Linked DNA regions of Homo sapiens: region 2 is linked to region 1. A link is an interaction called in ENCODE POLR2A ChIA-PET data of the cell type or tissue named here. Cell type or tissue: B cell. All regions are shown on one strand. Links, peaks and the distances in the headings refer to the core of each region. The heading gives the core; the rest is flanking DNA.

Evidence for each region. Peaks named below come from ENCODE experiments on the same cell type or tissue, not always from the same donor. Only the 100,000 strongest peaks of a DNase experiment are listed, where the experiment ranks them.
Region 2: POLR2A ChIA-PET joins it to region 1 with 10 read pairs; 7 of 35 experiments call an interaction of 5 or more read pairs at or near these places.

Annotation. Positions count from the first base shown.
Region 1 is chr4:39,928,828-39,937,011 of GRCh38, forward strand. All of the region lies in intron 2 of PDS5A (PDS5 cohesin associated factor A), which reads right to left. It also overlaps the pseudogene RNA5SP159. Among named protein-coding and RNA genes, the nearest start is that of PDS5A, 45 kb to the right of the region's middle. In B cell, for the core only: no CTCF peak of the experiment used is centred there; a DNase peak (open chromatin) is centred at 4,394; H3K4me3 peaks cover 376 bases; H3K27ac peaks cover 1,757 bases.
Region 2 is chr4:39,996,204-40,004,387 of GRCh38, forward strand. No RefSeq gene overlaps it. Among named protein-coding and RNA genes, the nearest start is that of PDS5A, 22 kb to the left of the region's middle. RefSeq lists enhancers at 2,632-3,136, 3,774-4,287, 4,288-4,803, 4,804-5,317. In B cell, for the core only: no CTCF peak of the experiment used is centred there; no DNase peak of the experiment used is centred there.

The DNA.
Region 1 (8,184 bases), core at 3,028-5,527:
AAAAAAAAAAAAAGGCATTTTAAAATTATATTAATGCAGTTGTATTTCTAATTAAAACATTTAATTAACCTGCTTTTATGGTTATAAAATTAACCAATGCACACTTTGGAATCATTATAAAATGCAAAGAATCATGAAAAAAAATAAAAGAAAAATCCATAATTTATCAACTCCAGAAACTACCATTCACATTTTTGTGTACTTTATGCTGGCCTGTTTTCTCTGTAATTATGCAAATAACTATAATTCTTTATGTATCAAATCACAATAATTTCCTCAGATCTTAAAAATGATTCTCTAATTATAAATCACAGTTTACTTAATCTGTGTGATGGTTAATACTGAGTGTCAACTTGATTGGATTGAAGGATACAAAGTACTAATCCTGGGTGTGCCTGTGTGTGTGTTGCCAAGAGATTACATTTGAGTCAGTGGGCTGGGGAAGGCAGGTCCACTGTTAAGCTGGTGGGCACAATCTAATCAGCTTCCATCGAATATAAAGTAGGCAGAAAAACATGAAAAGGGACGGCGGGACTAGCCTCCCAGTCTACATCTTTCTCCCGTGCTGGATGCTTCCTGCCCTCAAACATCAGACTCCAAGTTCTTCAGTTTTGGGACTCGGACTGGCTCTCCTTCCTTCTCAGCTTGCAGATAGCCTATTGTGGGGCCTTGTGAGTTAATACTTAATAAACTATATATATATATATATATATATATATATATATATATCCCATTAATATCCTACATACATATATCTCCTATACATATCCTATTGGGGCGTGTGTGTGTGTGTGTGTGTGTGTATTCCTGTTAGTTCTGTCCCTCTAAGAGAACCCTAATACAATCTGTCGCCACTGTCAAATATTCAAGCTATATTTTTATTCTGCCAAGATTTTTTATCATGAGTGTAAAATTTTATTATTATTATTTTTTTTTGAGAAAGGGACTTGCTTTGTTGCCTAGGCTGGAGTGCAGTGAAGCGATCTCAGCTCATTGCAACCTATGCCTCCCAGACTCAAGTGGTCCTCCAACCTCAGCCTCCCAAGTAGGTGGATCTACAAGCATGTGTCACTATACCTGGCTAATCAAAAAAAAAAAATTTGGGGGGCCGGGCGAGGTGGCTCATGCCTGTAATCCCAGCACTTTGGGAGGCCGAGGCGGGCAGATCACGAGGTCAGAAGATCGAGACCATCCTGGCCAACACAGTGAAACCCCGTCTCTACTAAAAATACAAAAAATTAGCCGGGCACAGTAGCACACAACTGTAATCCCAGCTACTCAGGAGGCTGAGGCAGGAGAATCTCTTGAACCCGGGAGGCAGAAGTTGCAGTGAGCCGAGACTGTGCCACTTGCACTCCAGCCTGGGCAACAGAGTGAGACTCCATCTCAAAAAAAAAAAAAAAAAAAAAAAAAAAAAAAGTTTTTTTGTTTTTTGTTTTTTTTTTTTAAGAGACAGGGTTTTGCCATGTTGCCCAGGCTGGTCTCGAACTCCTGGGCTCAAGCGACCTGCCTGCCTCAGCCTCCCAAAGTGTTGGGATTACAGGCATAAGCCACCATGCCTGGGCTATTGAGTATTTTTTGACACCTATTGAGATAATCATACTTTTTCCCTAATTCTGTTAATATAGTAAATCCCAATGGCTGATTTTCTAATTTTAATTCAAGTTTGCATTCTAATTTTACTATTTTAGTCCAAGTTTGCATTGCTAAAATAAAGACAACTTGGTCATAACATTTTAAGGTATTACATTTTATTTGCTATTACATTATTTCTATTTCTTTGTAATTATATGAAAGAAACTGGCTTATAACTTCTTAAGACAACCGTATCAGGTTTTAGTACTAAATTATACTGGCTTGAAACAAAATAAGCAGTGATCCCTCTTTTTTTCTAACATAGTATATCAAAAGTGTGATAGTAAGACTGGTTTTATTTCTTCCCTAAATATTTAGGGAAGTATAACTGATAAAAGAAGGAATCATAACGGAAATGAGAAAATATTTTGAACTGAATTATAATGTAAATATGAACTACCAAAACTCATAGGATGCACTTACCACTGTACTTAAAGGAAATTTATAATCTTAAATGTGTATTTTACAAAAGAAAGAATGCAATCATCTATATTTCCATCTTGAGAAATTAGATAAATCCAAAGAAACTAGAATCAGGGTTTGTGAAACAAAAGATAGAGAAGGGCTGGATGTGATGGCTCACACCTGTAATCCCAGCACTTTGGGAGGCCAAGTCAGGAGGATCGCTTGAGCCCAGCAGTTCCAAGACAAGGGTCTGGCTCTGTCACCTAGGCTGGAGTACAGTGGCGCAATCTCAGCTCACTGCAACCTCCACCTCCCAGGCTCAAGAGTTCCTTCCACCTCAGCCCCCTGAGCAGCTGATACTACAGCACACGCCACCACACCTGGCTAGGTTTTGTACTTTTTTTTTTTTGTAGGATGGGATTTTGCCATATGGTGCCCAGGCTAAAAAAATTTTTTTTAATTATTGCTATGTAACAAAATACCCCAAAACTCAGTGCCTTAAAACAATAACATGTATTTATCATATGTGGTTGAAGAATTGGAAAGTGGCTTAGCTAAGTCGTGTGGGCCTGGAATCTCTCAAGAGGCTGTACCTGGTCAAGGCTGCAGTTATCTGAAGGCTTGACTGGGCGTGGAGGGTGTGTTTTGAAGGTAACTCATTCTTACGGTTCTAAGTTGACACTTGCTGTTGTTGAAAGGCTTCAGTTCCACACTACATGGGCCTTTCTAGACAGCTCAAGTGAAAAGGCAGTTGGTTTTCCCCTGGTGCAAGATCCAAGAGAGCAAATATGAAGTGGCAGTCTTTTACGACCTAACCTTGAAAAGCATACATTGTCACTTCTACCACAGCCTGTTCCGTTACTCAGGACAGCCCCGTTCAGTGTTGCAGGGGACTATACAAGGGAGTAAATACAAGGAAATAAGGATCATTCAGAGCTATCTTGGAGGCTATGATACAATGCCTTCTCATATGTATACCTTATATAGTCTTCTTCCACAATGACTCTGGATTTGGTCAGGTGACTTTTTTTTTTTTTTTTTTAAGACAGAGTCTTGCTCTGTCGCCCAGGCTAAACTGCAGTGGCATGATCTTGGCTCACTGCAATCTCTGCCTCCCAGGTTCAAGGGATTCTTCTGCCTCAGCCTCCCAAGTAGCTGGGAACTACAGGCACTCGCCACCAAGTCTGGCTAAGTTTTGTATTTTTAGTAGAGACAGGATTTCACCACGTTGGCTGGGTTGGTCTTCAACTCCTGACCTCAGATGATCCACCTGCCTCAGCCTCCCCAAATGCTGGGATTACAGGCATGAGCCTCCATGCCCAGTCCATGTGACTTATTTTGGCCAAACAGACATTAGCAAGCCTGATGCAAGAACAGGCCTGATAAGCATTTGTACGTTGAGATTGCAATGCCCCTATGGGAATGTACCCACCATGCTATTAGGAATCCCAGACTATTCAAAAAACAGAGGCTGTGTATACCACATAGACTACGTGGAAGAGAACTAAGGTGGCCTAATTGAGCTGCCATCTAAACTTAGCCATAAGAGTGACCCTGTAGAAGCAAAGTAGAGCTTCATAAATACACACAACCAAGGGGAGAAAACCTGTGGTGGCTGTGAAGGTCCTGATGCCATGTATGTCAAACTGGTATCTTCCGATGGTCATGAATTTATTGTAAAAAGAGAACATGCAGCGCTAAGCGCGGTGGGTCACAGCACTTTGGGAGGCTGAGGCAGGCAGATCACGAGGTCAGGAGTTCGAGACCAGCCTGACCAACATGGTGAAACCCTGTCTCTACTAAAAATACAAAAATTAGCTGGGCCTGGTGGTGCGCGCCTATAATCCCAGCTACTCAGGAGGCGGGGCAGGAGAATCGCTTGAACCTAGGAGGCGGAGGTTGCAGTGAGCTGAGATCACGCCACTGCACTCCAGCCTGGGCTACAGGAGCAAGACTCCATTTCAAAAAAAAAGAGAGAACATGCACTAACATGAGGAACAATCAAAAGGCCATGCTGAAGCCAAGCACAGTGGCTCATGCTTATAATCCCAGCACTTTGGGAGGCTGAGGAGCGTGGATCACATGAGGTCAGGAGTTCGAGACCATCCTGACCAACATGGTGAAACCCTGCCTCAATCAAAAATACAAAAATTAGCCGGGCATGGTGGCAGGTGCCTGTAGTCCCAGCTACTCGGGAGGATGGGGCAGGAGTAACGCTTGAATCCAGGAGGCAGAGATTGCAGTAAGCCAAGATCGTGCCATTGCACTCCAGCCTGGGTGACAAAAGCAAAACTCCGTCTCAAAACCAAAACCAAAACCAAAACCATGTTGAATGACCCAGATCAGTTTGCTGAGAATGAACTCATTGAGAGCAATTTTAGAGAGGTCTGTTCATGTGTGCTATCAAAAGTATGTATGTATTGTCAAGAATGGTGGCTTGCACTTACAATCTCAGCTACTTGGGAGGCTGAGACAAGATGACTGCTTGAGCCCAGAAGTTCTAGGCTGCAGTGAGCTATGATCATGCCAATGCACTCCAGCCTGGTGACAGAACAAAATGCTACCTCTAGAAAAATAAAATAAAAGTTAAAGCATGCATATATTTTTACCTACGAGATTCACTAAACTAACAGTTCCACTGAAATTTCTGAATTCCCAATTGCACTTGATATTGCACTAGAACCGCTGATGCAGACTTCCCAGATTGTTATTAAATTAAAATAAACTGTTTAAAAAAAAAACCAGTGACCCCAGAAGGCACCACATGGAAAAGAAGGACCACAAAGTCTATTCACAGAATTGAAAGAAACAATTATTCATTTTAAGCCACTAGATTTTGCTTTACCACACAGGAACAGAAATGAAATTCCATTCATTCTTCCCTTTTTTAAATATGTCGTTACTGTGCACATTTTTAATGTGCTGTACTGAGGCAGGAAAGATAAAAGCTACATTTCCTAGATTCCCTTGCAATGGAGTTGAAGTCATAATTCTCGTATAGCCCATCAGAGGCACTTATTCAAGATTTGGAAGGTGAAAGTTCAGAAGAGGTGGTGGTGTAGTTTCTGCTGTTGTCAGCTGGCAAGTATGGAGTGAGCTGTTGTGTGTATGTGTGTGCGGGCAGGCACATACACAGCAGCTTTCTACTAACTGGCTGTTAGTATTGTGAAGATAGAGGGAAGAAGCATCCATTTTGTGCTGGTACTAATCTATTAAACTGTGTGAGGCTCTGTACCAAATTATACCAATGGTGACTTCCTAATCACTGGATTACGGCTAAACGTGTGTCCCTACTTAAGAGCTCCAGGGTGGCTTCCTGATTTTCCCACCTTTCTGATTAGAGCACAGGATTCAGCTCTCCTTGTGGGCCAGCTATACGAAGTGTTCTCGGAGTCTAGTCCTGTAAGCCTGAATTAAGGGTGCTCTTCCAGCAATTCCAAATCACTTTTTAAATAGCAAGTTCCCTGTCTGCTTAAAATAACATAACTAAAGCTTGACTGGTGTTTGAAACATGACTCTGATTTTCTCTCAGATCCTTCAACATGTCAGAATCCCCTGTGCCATTCAGGCCTTTTTAAATGCTATTGGCTCTTTGTAGACTAATCTCTTCTTACCTCATCTAATTTATCATACACTTATGAGAATTAAACAATTTCTTGGTAAGTCTGTGTGAATTTTTTCCTGTGGATTGTGTTTTAATACCCTCTGGCTATTTATCTATTGCGGTCTTAGTATTTCTTTTTTTTTCTTTTTTTTTTTTTTTTTAAGAAATGAGCAGGAAAAAATCAAACTAAGTTTTTTTGCCCACAGCTAGGTTTTTATAATATTGATAAAAAAGAAACACTAACACCAATACTATTAATAATGATTAACATTTACTGAATATTTACCACATTCCAGCACTCTATAAATATTTTTTTGAGACAAATTAACTCAAAATTAAGCATCTTTTCACGTATTTGCCACCTACTCTACGTTTTCTTGGTGACGTGCCTCTCCAAATCTCTTTTCTTTTTTCCTTATGTGTTTTCAGCTGTCATATATTCTGGGTACCAATCCTTTATCAGATACGTATATTGCAAATATTTTCTCCCAGTCTGAGGCTTGTCTTTAACAGCATAGAAAAATTTAATTGATGAAGGATTTAACGTAATCTAACTTTATCAATTATTTTCTTTTATGGTTTGTGCTTTGTGTGTCCTACCTAAGAAATCATTACCTAACCAAAAGTTGTAAAGATTTTCTCCGCTGTGGTATTGATTGATTGATTGATTGACTGATTGGGACGGAGTCTCACTCTGTTGCCTAGGCTGGAGTGCAGTGGCACAATCTCGGCTCAATGCAACCTCCTGCCTCAGCCTCCCAAGTAGCTGGGATTACAGGTGTGCACCACCACACCCAGCTACTTCCAGTAGAGATGGGGTTTTGCCATGTTGGCCAGGCTGGTCTCAAACTCCTGGCCTCAAGTGATCTACCCGCCTTGGCCTCCCAAAGCGCTGGGATTATAGGCGTGAGCCACCGCGTCTGGCCTTCCGATGTGTTCTTGGAAAAGTTTTATAGTTTTAGGTTTTTATATGTATGTCTATATTCATTCTGAGTTAATTTCTGTATGTACTGAAAGCTTTTGGGTCGAGGTGTTCAAGCCTCATTTCTAGAAAAGACTATTCTTTCTCTTTTTCTACAGGATTGTTTTGGCATCTTTGTTGAAAAAAACTGCTATACCATGTAGGCCTATTTCTGGACTCTGTTGTGTTCCTATTTTCTGTGCCCTTTTACCAATACCACATAGCTTTGATTACTGTAGCTTTATTAAAAAGTTTTGAAATCAGGTAGTATGTGAATCATCCAACTCAACATAAAAATGAGGAAAAGATCTGAACAGACTTAACAAGAGAAACATACACTGGAGGTAGATATATAAAATGGTACAACCACTTCAGATAACTGTATGGCAGTTCTTCATAAAATTTAAAGATGCATTTAACATTTAAGCCAAAAATTCCATTCTTAAGAATTTACTGAAAACATTTCACACAAATACAAGTACGTGTTCCTAACAGCTTTATTCAGCATATCACAAAACTGAAAATAACCAACTGTCCTTCAAAAGGTAAATGGATAAATCCATTGTGGTATACCCATACAAAAGACTTCTAATTCGCGATAAAAGGAACCTGACAGAAGCAAGGCGCAAATGGGGAGCAGAGAGGACTAAAAAGCAAAAGGAGGAAACTTATGAGGGTGATAAGTTCACTTTAATTGAAGTGATGGTTTCAATGCTGTGTATGTATGTCAAAACTTGTCAGGTTGTTATTCCCCGACAGCAATTCTCTGACACCAAATAGGTGTCCTACATTTCAATTCAGTTCTGACACTACCCACCTTAGCGCAGAACCCCACAGGCAAAGTTCTTCCCAAGACTGCCTCCACTTCCGATGCCAGCCCCAATTCTCAGGGACAACTTCCATTTCTGACAGACCAGCTATAAATTTCAGGTTTCCTATAGCCTCCTCAGGTTTAAAAATTTGCTAGAATAACTCACAGAACTCAATGAAAGCACTATATTTATTATTTATTATTTATCTATTTGAGACAGTTTCGCTGTCACCCAGGCTGGAGTGCAGTGGCACAACCGTGGCTCATTATAACCTCCGCCTCCTGGGTTCAAGTGATTCTCATGCCTCAGCCTGCCCTAATAGCTGGGTGCATACCACCACATCTGGCTAATTTTTTTTATTTTTAGTAGAGACGGGGTTACATCATGTTGGCCAGGCTGGTCTCAAACTCCTGCCCTCAGGTGATCTTCCCACCTTGGCCTCCCAAAGTGCTGGTTCACACATTACAGGTGTGAACCACTGCACCTGGCCTGAAAGCACTATGTTTACTGTCACAGTTTTATTATAAAGGAAATACTTGGAAGCCTAAACAAGATTGAGCCTGCTCGATCTTGGATGGTAGATCACTGGGGAATACCAGGTGCTGTGAGCTAGAAGGAAAAAGAAAGAAACAGAAAATAACAAGGTGGAAGAAAAGTATGTAACTCAAGAACAGTCAAACTGAAGAGACACATCAGCCAAAGTCTTGGGGGTGAAGAGGGGTGTGTGGATGGGATGGGGACACAGAGCTTCGTATACTCTTCTCATT
Region 2 (8,184 bases), core at 3,338-5,837, 68 kb after region 1:
ATAGAATTACCAGATAAGGAATAAAAGTATTTTTATTTTTATTTATTATTATTATTTTTTGAGACGGAGTTTCCCTCTGTCGCCCAGGCTGGAGTGCAGTGGTGCAATCCTGGCTCACTGCAACCTTTCTGCCTCCCGGGTTCAAGCAATTCTCCTGCCTCAGCCTCCCGAGTAGCTGGGATTACAGGTGCCCGCCACCACGCCAGGCTAACCTTTGTATTTTGTTTTTTCTTTAAGACAGAGTCTCTCTCTGTCGCCAGGCTGTAGTACAGTGGCGCGATCTCAGCTCACTGCAACCTCCGACTCCCTGGTTCAAGAGATTCTCCTGCCCCAGCCTCCCAAGTAGCTGGGATTACAGCAACGCACCACCACGCCCAGCAAATTTTTGTATTTTTAGTAAAGACGGGTTTTCACCATGTTGGCCAGGCTGGTCTCAATCTCCTGACCTTGTGATCCACCCACCTCGGCCTCCCAAAGTGCTGGGATTACAGGCGTAAGCCGCCGCACCAGGCCCGGCCTTACTTTTTTATTTTTAGTAGAGACGGGGTTTCACCATGTTGGCCAGGATGGTCTCAATCTGTTGATCTCATGATCCGCCTGCCTCAGCCTCCCAAAGTGCTGGTATTACAGGCGTGAGCCACCGCGCCTGGCCAGAATCAAAGTATTTTACCCCAAAACATGTTTCTTTGGCGTATTTTAAAATGGCCCTGCAAAGCTGTTCTTTGTGGGGGAAATTTGCATCTGTAAAGGATCTCTATTAACGTAGCTATATCTTTTTCCTCCAGACACTCCCAATGCTAAAGAGATTAACTACGATCTGAACAGAAAACATTTGTCATCTATTGTCTCTAAGGGGAGTCACTATAAGACTTCCAAAGAACTTTGGTCTCCACAATCTTTATCTTACCCTGAACATTCCCTTTCTATCAATCTCAAATCTTTAGTCAAACTCGACCAATTGTTAACCAGAAAATGTTCAAATTCACCTATAGCCTGTAAGCGCCCCCTCCCACCCCTTTGAGTTGTCCCCCGTTTCTGGACCATAGCAATGTATTTCTTTTTCTTTCTTTCTTTCCTTTTTTTTTTTTTTGGACACAGAGTCTCCTTCTGTCCCCCAGGCTAGAGTGCAGTGAACTCACTGCAACCTCTGCCTCCTGGATTCAAGGGATTCCCCTGCCTCAGCCTCCTGCGCAGCTGGGACTACAGGTGTGTGCCACCACGCCTGGCTAATTGAGACTATCTTTTCATTCTCTATATGGAAAATAATATTATAAAATTGTTGCCCTATGAGAAGATGACCAAAGATCACCAAATTTTTGGAAAATGAGAAGATGGAAACATGGATTCTTTCATTTGACTGTTGGCTTAATCCATAAATATTTATTAGTTGCCCACTATATTTTCTTTTTTTTCTTTTCTTTTTTTTTTTTTTTTTTTTTTTGATATGGAATCTTGTTCTGTTGTCCAGGCTGGAGTGCCATGGCAATGTCTCAGCTCATTGCAACCTCTGCCTCTCAGGCTCAAGAGATTCTCCTGCCTCAGCCTGCCAAGTAGCTGGGATTACAGGTGCCCGCCACCACGCCCGGCTAGTTTTTTTTTTTGAGATGGAGTCTTGCTCTGTCGCCCAGGTTAGAGTGCAGTGGCACAATCTTGGCTCACTGCAACCTCCACTTCCTGGGTTCAAGCAATTCTCCTGCCTCAGCCTCCTGAGTAGCTGGGATTACAGGCCCCCACCACCACACCTGGCTAATTTTTGTATTTTTAGTAGAGATGGGGTTTCACAGTCTTGGCCAGGCTGGTCTCGAACTCCTGACATCAGGTGATCCACCTGCCTTGGCCTCCCAAAGTGGTGGGATTACAGGCTTGAGCCACTGTGCCCGGCCGCCCACTATACTTTCAAAAATGCTGACAGAGGTTGGGAGTAGAACACTAAATAGATGTAAATAGTCCTGCACATCAAGGAATTCACAGTCTAAGGTGGAATAGGCCCCTAACAAGTAAACTTACCAATTATTACTTATTTATAATTAGTATAATTATGACAAAAAATAAGTGCAAGAGAGCTAACCAGAAAGATTCCTTGAAAAACAGGATGTCTAAATTGGGGTAGTAATCCAGATTAAAAGGGGAAGAAAGAATAACCTATTTTGGGGGAATAGCAGAACAAAAGGCTCTGAGGTAGGAAAGTACTTGTTAACTTCAAAGAACAAAAAAATAAAAAAATAAAAAAAAAGGCCGGGCACAGTGGCTCACGCCTGTAATCCCAGCACTTTGGGAGGCCGAGGCAGGCAGATCACGAGGTCAGGAGATCGAGACCATCCTGGCTAATACGGTGAAACCCCGTCTCTACTAAAAATACAAAAAAAAAAAAAATTAGCTGGGCGTGGTGGCGGGCGCCTGTAGTCCCAGCTACTCAGGAGGCTGAGGCAGGAGAATGGCGTGAACCCGGGAGGCGGAGCTTGCAGTGAGCCGATATCGCGCCACTGCATTCCAGCCTGGGAGACAGAACGAGGCTCTGTTTCAAAAAAAAAAAAAAAAAAAAAAAAAAAAAAAAAGCTAGCGTAGCTACTGTGAAAATAAATTTAAAATCTAGCATGTTGGAACTGTAAATTATTTTGAGCCTTAAAGGAGAGAGATTATAAGGCCTGAATCATGTGACAGGCAGCTGTTACCTAGGCAACTAGAAACTTTGTTTCTCTGATTATAGATTATTCTTATTCCTTATCTACATTGTTTTTAAAATACTGCAAAGGACTAAAAGGGCCAGGGCAGACCTCTTCCCTCTTCACAGTTAATCTTCATTATAGATTAACTTCCCTCTTACTTTTCTCACACAAAGACTTCATGGCTATCACATCCTCTTAAGATGGAATGTTAAGTACATTCTTTTAAATTGGAAAGGTAATGAAAACTAGCACAAAGAAAAGAAAACAGGCTGGGAGTGGTGGCTCATGCCTGTAATCCCAACACTTTGGGAGGCCAGGGTGGGCGGATCACTTGAGGCCAAGAGTTCCAGACTAGCCTGGCCAATACGGTGAAACTCCGTCTCTACTGAAAATACAAATATTTGCTGGGTGTGGTGGCAGACCACCTGTGGTCCCAGCTACTTGGGAGGTTAAGGCAGGAGAATTGCTTGAACCTGGGAAACAGAGGTTGGAGTGAGCCAAGTTTGCACCAGTGCATTCCAGCCTGGGCAACAGAGTGAGACTTTGTCTAAAGAAAAAAAAAAAAAGAAAAGCGGCCGGGCGCAGTGGCTCACGCCTGTAATCCCAGCACTTTGGGAGGCCGAGGCAGGCGGATCACGAGGTCAGGAGATCGAGACCATCTTGGCTAACATGGTGAAACCCCGTTTCTACTAAAAATACAAAAAATTAGCCAGGCGCGGTGGCAGGCGCCTGTAGTCCTAGCTACTCAGGAGACTGAGACAGGAGAATGGCTTGAACCCGGGAGGCGGAGCTTGCAGGGAGTCGAGATCGCGCCACTGCACTCCAGCCGCCTGGGCGACGAAGCGAGACTCCGTCTCAAAAAAAAAAAAAAAAAAAAGAAAAGCAAGAAAAAAGAAAACAAGCCATATGGGAAAAAAAGTAAACTATAACTAATTAAATTGTTGTAATTCATAAACCAGGCTAGTATATAAAATGTTATAATCCTACTAAACTTGTTTTCTTCTGTCTTTGTAAGAAGGAATTTAAAGGCAGGGTGCAGTGGCTCATGCTTGTAATCTCAGTACTTTGGGAGGCCAAGGCAGGAGGATCTTGTGGGCCTGGGAGTTTGACACCAGCCTGGGCAATATAGTAAGATCTCATCTCTTAAAAAAAATTAAAAACTGGCCAGGCGCGGTGGCTCACGCCTGTAATCCCAGCACTTTGGGAGGCTGAGGCAGGAGGATCACGTGAGATCAGGAGTTTGAGACCAGCCTGGCCAACATGGGAAAACCCCATCTCTACTAAAAATACAAAAAATTAGTGGGGCATGGCAGCAGGCGCCTGTAATCCCAGCTACTTGGGAGGCTGAGGCAGGAGAATCACTTGAACGCGGGGGTGGAGTTTTCGGTGAGCCAAAATCGTGCCACTGCACTCCAGCTTGGGCGACAGAGCAAGACTCTGTCTCAAAAAATAAAATAAGGCCGTGCGCAGTGGCTCATGTCTGTAATCCCAGCACTTTGGGAGGCCGAGGCAGGTGGATCATCTGAAGTCAGGAGTTCGAGACCAGCCTGGCCAACATGGTGAAACCCCGTCTTAACCAGGTGTGTTGGAGCGTGCCTGTAATCCCAGCTGAGGCTGGGGCAGGAGAATCGCTTGAAGCCGGGAGGCGGCGGTTGCAGTGAGCAAAGATTGCACCATTGCACTCTAGCCTCAGCAACAGGGCGAGATGTTGTCTCCAAAAAAAATAAATAAATAAAATTAAAATTAAAGAAAAATAGAAAGAAAGAAACTTAACTTTTAACTTTAGAACACTGACCCCATTTTCCTGTAGCCTTTGTCTCCCAAGTGGCTATTTCCAATTTTTTGCTCGAATAAAGTCTTTAAGGTGGATTCTGATCCTTTTGATTATTTCAGGTTGACACTAGTGTGCCATGAGCAATGGGAAAGTGGTGAATGAATCCAACAAGTTAATTTTGCCTGTTCTGAAACTTCATACTGTCATCCTTCAGTATCTGCTGGGGATTGGTTCCCAGAGCTGCATGGACACGAAATATCCTCGCATGCTCAACTTCCTTATATAAGAGGCCTAGTATTTGCATATACTAGATGTACCTCCTCCCATATCCTTTTTTCTGTTTTTTTTTTTTTTTTTTTTTTGGAGACGGAGTCTCACTTGGTCCCCAGGGTGGAGTGCAGTGGCGCAAAATCGACTCACTGCAACCTCCACCTCCTGAGTTCAAGGAATTCTCCTGTCTCAGCCTCCTGAGTAACTGGGATTACAGGCACCCGCCACTACACCCAGCTAATTTTTGTATTTAGTAGAGGTGGTGTTTTGCTATATTAGCCAGGCTGGTCTCTAACTCCTGACCTCAAGTGATCCATGTGCCTTGGCCTCCCAAAGTGCTGGGATTACAGGAATGAGCTACCATGCCTGGCCCCTGTCATAGATTTTAAATCAAATTTAGGTTACTTATAATAACAAATACAATGCAAATACTATTTAAATAGTTGCTATACTGTATTGAGTTTTATTTGTATTTTTTAAAATTGTTTTTCTAAACAATCTTTTTTTTGCCTTGCTATTGAGCTGTATTTTTTTTTTAATTTTCCTTTAAATACAATATTTAGGCCTGGCATGGTGGCTCACGCCTGTCATCCCAGCACTTTGGGAGTTCGAGGCAGGTAGATCACTTGAGGTCACGAGTTGGACACTGGCTTGGGCAACATGGCAAAACCCTGTCTCAACTAACAATACAAAAATTAGCCGGATGTGGTGGTGCACGCCTGTAATCCCAGCTACTCAGGAGACTGAGGCACCAGAATCTCTTGAATCCCAGAGGCAGAGGTTGTGTTGAGCCAAGACGGCACCACTGCACTCCAGCAGGCCATCAGAGGGAGACTGGGCGACAGAAGGAGACCCTCTCTAAATAAATAAATGAAGATTACACATTTTTTTTTTTTTTGAGATGGAGTCTCGCTCTGTCCCCCAGGCTGGAGTGCAGTGGCATGATATCAGCTCACTACAACCTCCGCCTCCCGGGTTCAAGCAATTCTCCTGCCTCAGCCTCCCGAGTAGCTGGGACTACAGGCACGTGCCACCACTCCCGGCTAATTTTTTGTATTTTTAGTAGAGACAGGGTTTCACTGTGTTAGCCAGGATGGTCTCGATCTCCTGACCCCGTGATCCGCCCACCTCAGCCTCCCAAAGTGCTGGGATTACAGGTGTGAGCCAAAGCACCAGGCCAGATTAAAGATTTTTTAAAATTTAAATGTACATTTATTTATTTATTTTATTTTTTTTTGAGACGGAGTCTGGCTCTGTCGCCCAGGCTGGAGTGCAGTGGCGTGATCTCGACTCATTGCAAGCTCCGCCTCCCAGGTTCACGCCATTCTCCTGCCTCAGCCTCCCCAGTAGCTGGGACTACAGGAGCCCGCCGCCACGCCCAGCTAAGTTTTTGTATTTTTAGTAGAGACGGGGTTTCACTGTGTTAGCCAGGATGGTCTCAATCTCCTGACCTCGTGATCCACCCGCCTAGGCCTCCCAAAGTGCTGGGATTACAGGTGTGAGCCACTGCGCCTGGCCTTTACGTTTACATTTAAACTTTAACTTTAATTTTTTGAGACAGGGTCTTGCTCTGTCACCCAGGCTGGAGTGCAGTGGTGTGATCACGGCTCTGTGCAGCCTCAACTTCCCAGGCTCCAGTGATCTTACCACCTCAGCCTCCCCAGTAGCTGGGACCACAGGCTCAGGCCACCACGACTGGCTACTTTTTGTATTTTTTGTAGAGATGGGTTTTCACCATGTTGCCCAGGCTGGTCTCAAAACTCCTGGGGTCAAGCAATCCACATGCTTCAGCCTCCCAAAATGCTGGGGTTACAGGCCTGAGCCACCATGCCCAACTGCTTTGTTTTTATTTCCTGAATTTTTTTTTTTTTGAGACGGAGTCTCGCTCTTGTTGCTCAGGCTGGAGTGCTATGGCATGATTTGAGCTCACTGCAGCCTCTGCCTCCTGGGTCCAAGCGATTCTGCTGCCTCAGCCTCCCAAGTACCTGGGATTACAGGCATGCGCCACCACGCCTGGCTAATTTTGTATTTTTAGTACAGACGGGTTTTCTCCACATTGGTCAGGCTGGTCTGAAACTCCTGACCTCAGGTGATCTGCCTGCCTAGGCCTCCCAAAGTTCTGGGATTACAGGCATGAGCCACCTCACCTGGCCTGAATATTTTGTATTTGTGGTTGGTTGAATCCATGAATGACGAACCTATGGATAAGGAGAGCCGACAGGATAAGTGAAATTTAAAGAGTATACAACATATATGCTTGTGTGTAAGGCTTTTAAAACTTAGAATAATGTGGGCCGGGCCTGGTGGCTTAGGCCTGTAATCCTAGCACTGTGGGAGGCCGATTTACGGGGATCACCTGAGGTCAGGAATTCGAGACCAGCCTGGCCAACATGGTGAAACCCCATCTCTACTAAAAATTACAAAAAAATTATCTGGGTGTGGTGGTGTGCGTCCGTAATCCCAGCTACTTGGGAGGCTGAGGCAGGAGAATTACTTGAACCTGGGAGATGGAGGTTGCAGTGAGCTGAGATCACACCATTGCACTCCAGCCTGGGCGACAGGGCAAGACTCTGTCTCAAAAAAAACAAAAACAAAAACTTAGCATAATGTTTTCAGATTTCATCCATGCTGTTGTATTTGTAAGCATTTGTTCCTGAGCATTATTTTATTGTAAGGATATACCACGATCTATTTATCTATTCACGGGTTGATGGACATTTGGGTTATTTCCAGATTTTGGCCATTGTGAATAGAGCTGCAATGAACATTCTTGTATAAGAGATGTGAGATTTTTAGTCCACTGTTTTCCCCACCTCACTGCAGAGTAAAAGCAAGAATATACTCTTTGTTATACAGCAATTTTAATAAAAGAGCTAGGAATAGTTTAATACCTATCTGATCCTTTCATTGACCTCATGAAAGCACTTGGGTTCTAGCAACTGCAGGTAAAAAGAGCTGGGTCAAGTAATTCAGCACGGCCATAGCATCACCCTGGCCTGAGTCCATATCACCAAAATTTGATATATGAATCACACTTTGAGATGGAAGGTGTCCAGATACCAAAGGGTCCTTGTTGATGCTTGGAGGTGGGGAATTGATCTTGTCTATACCCTCAAGTTTAATAAAGAATTCCTAACTGCAGAAGAGATTCTTTATCTGCTGCCAAATAGTCTTAATCCTACTTCCTCTTTCCTACTTCCCCCACAGGACTGACCTCAAGCAAAGATCTGTAACTCTAGCCTTACTGTGCAAGCCCATGGCACTTTTAGTATATCTGCATGTTCAGCAGAAGCTAGATATGTCCCTGCTTTGCAACAACTGGTAATGGTGAGTCGGCTGTGTAAGGTCAAGTGCTACTCCCATATGCATGGAATGCTTTCTGATGATCACAACTGTAGTCACTTTAAATTGAATTACAACACTGTACAAATATGATAGTATTAAGAATATCAGTCTTCAGTGAATTTTTCATAT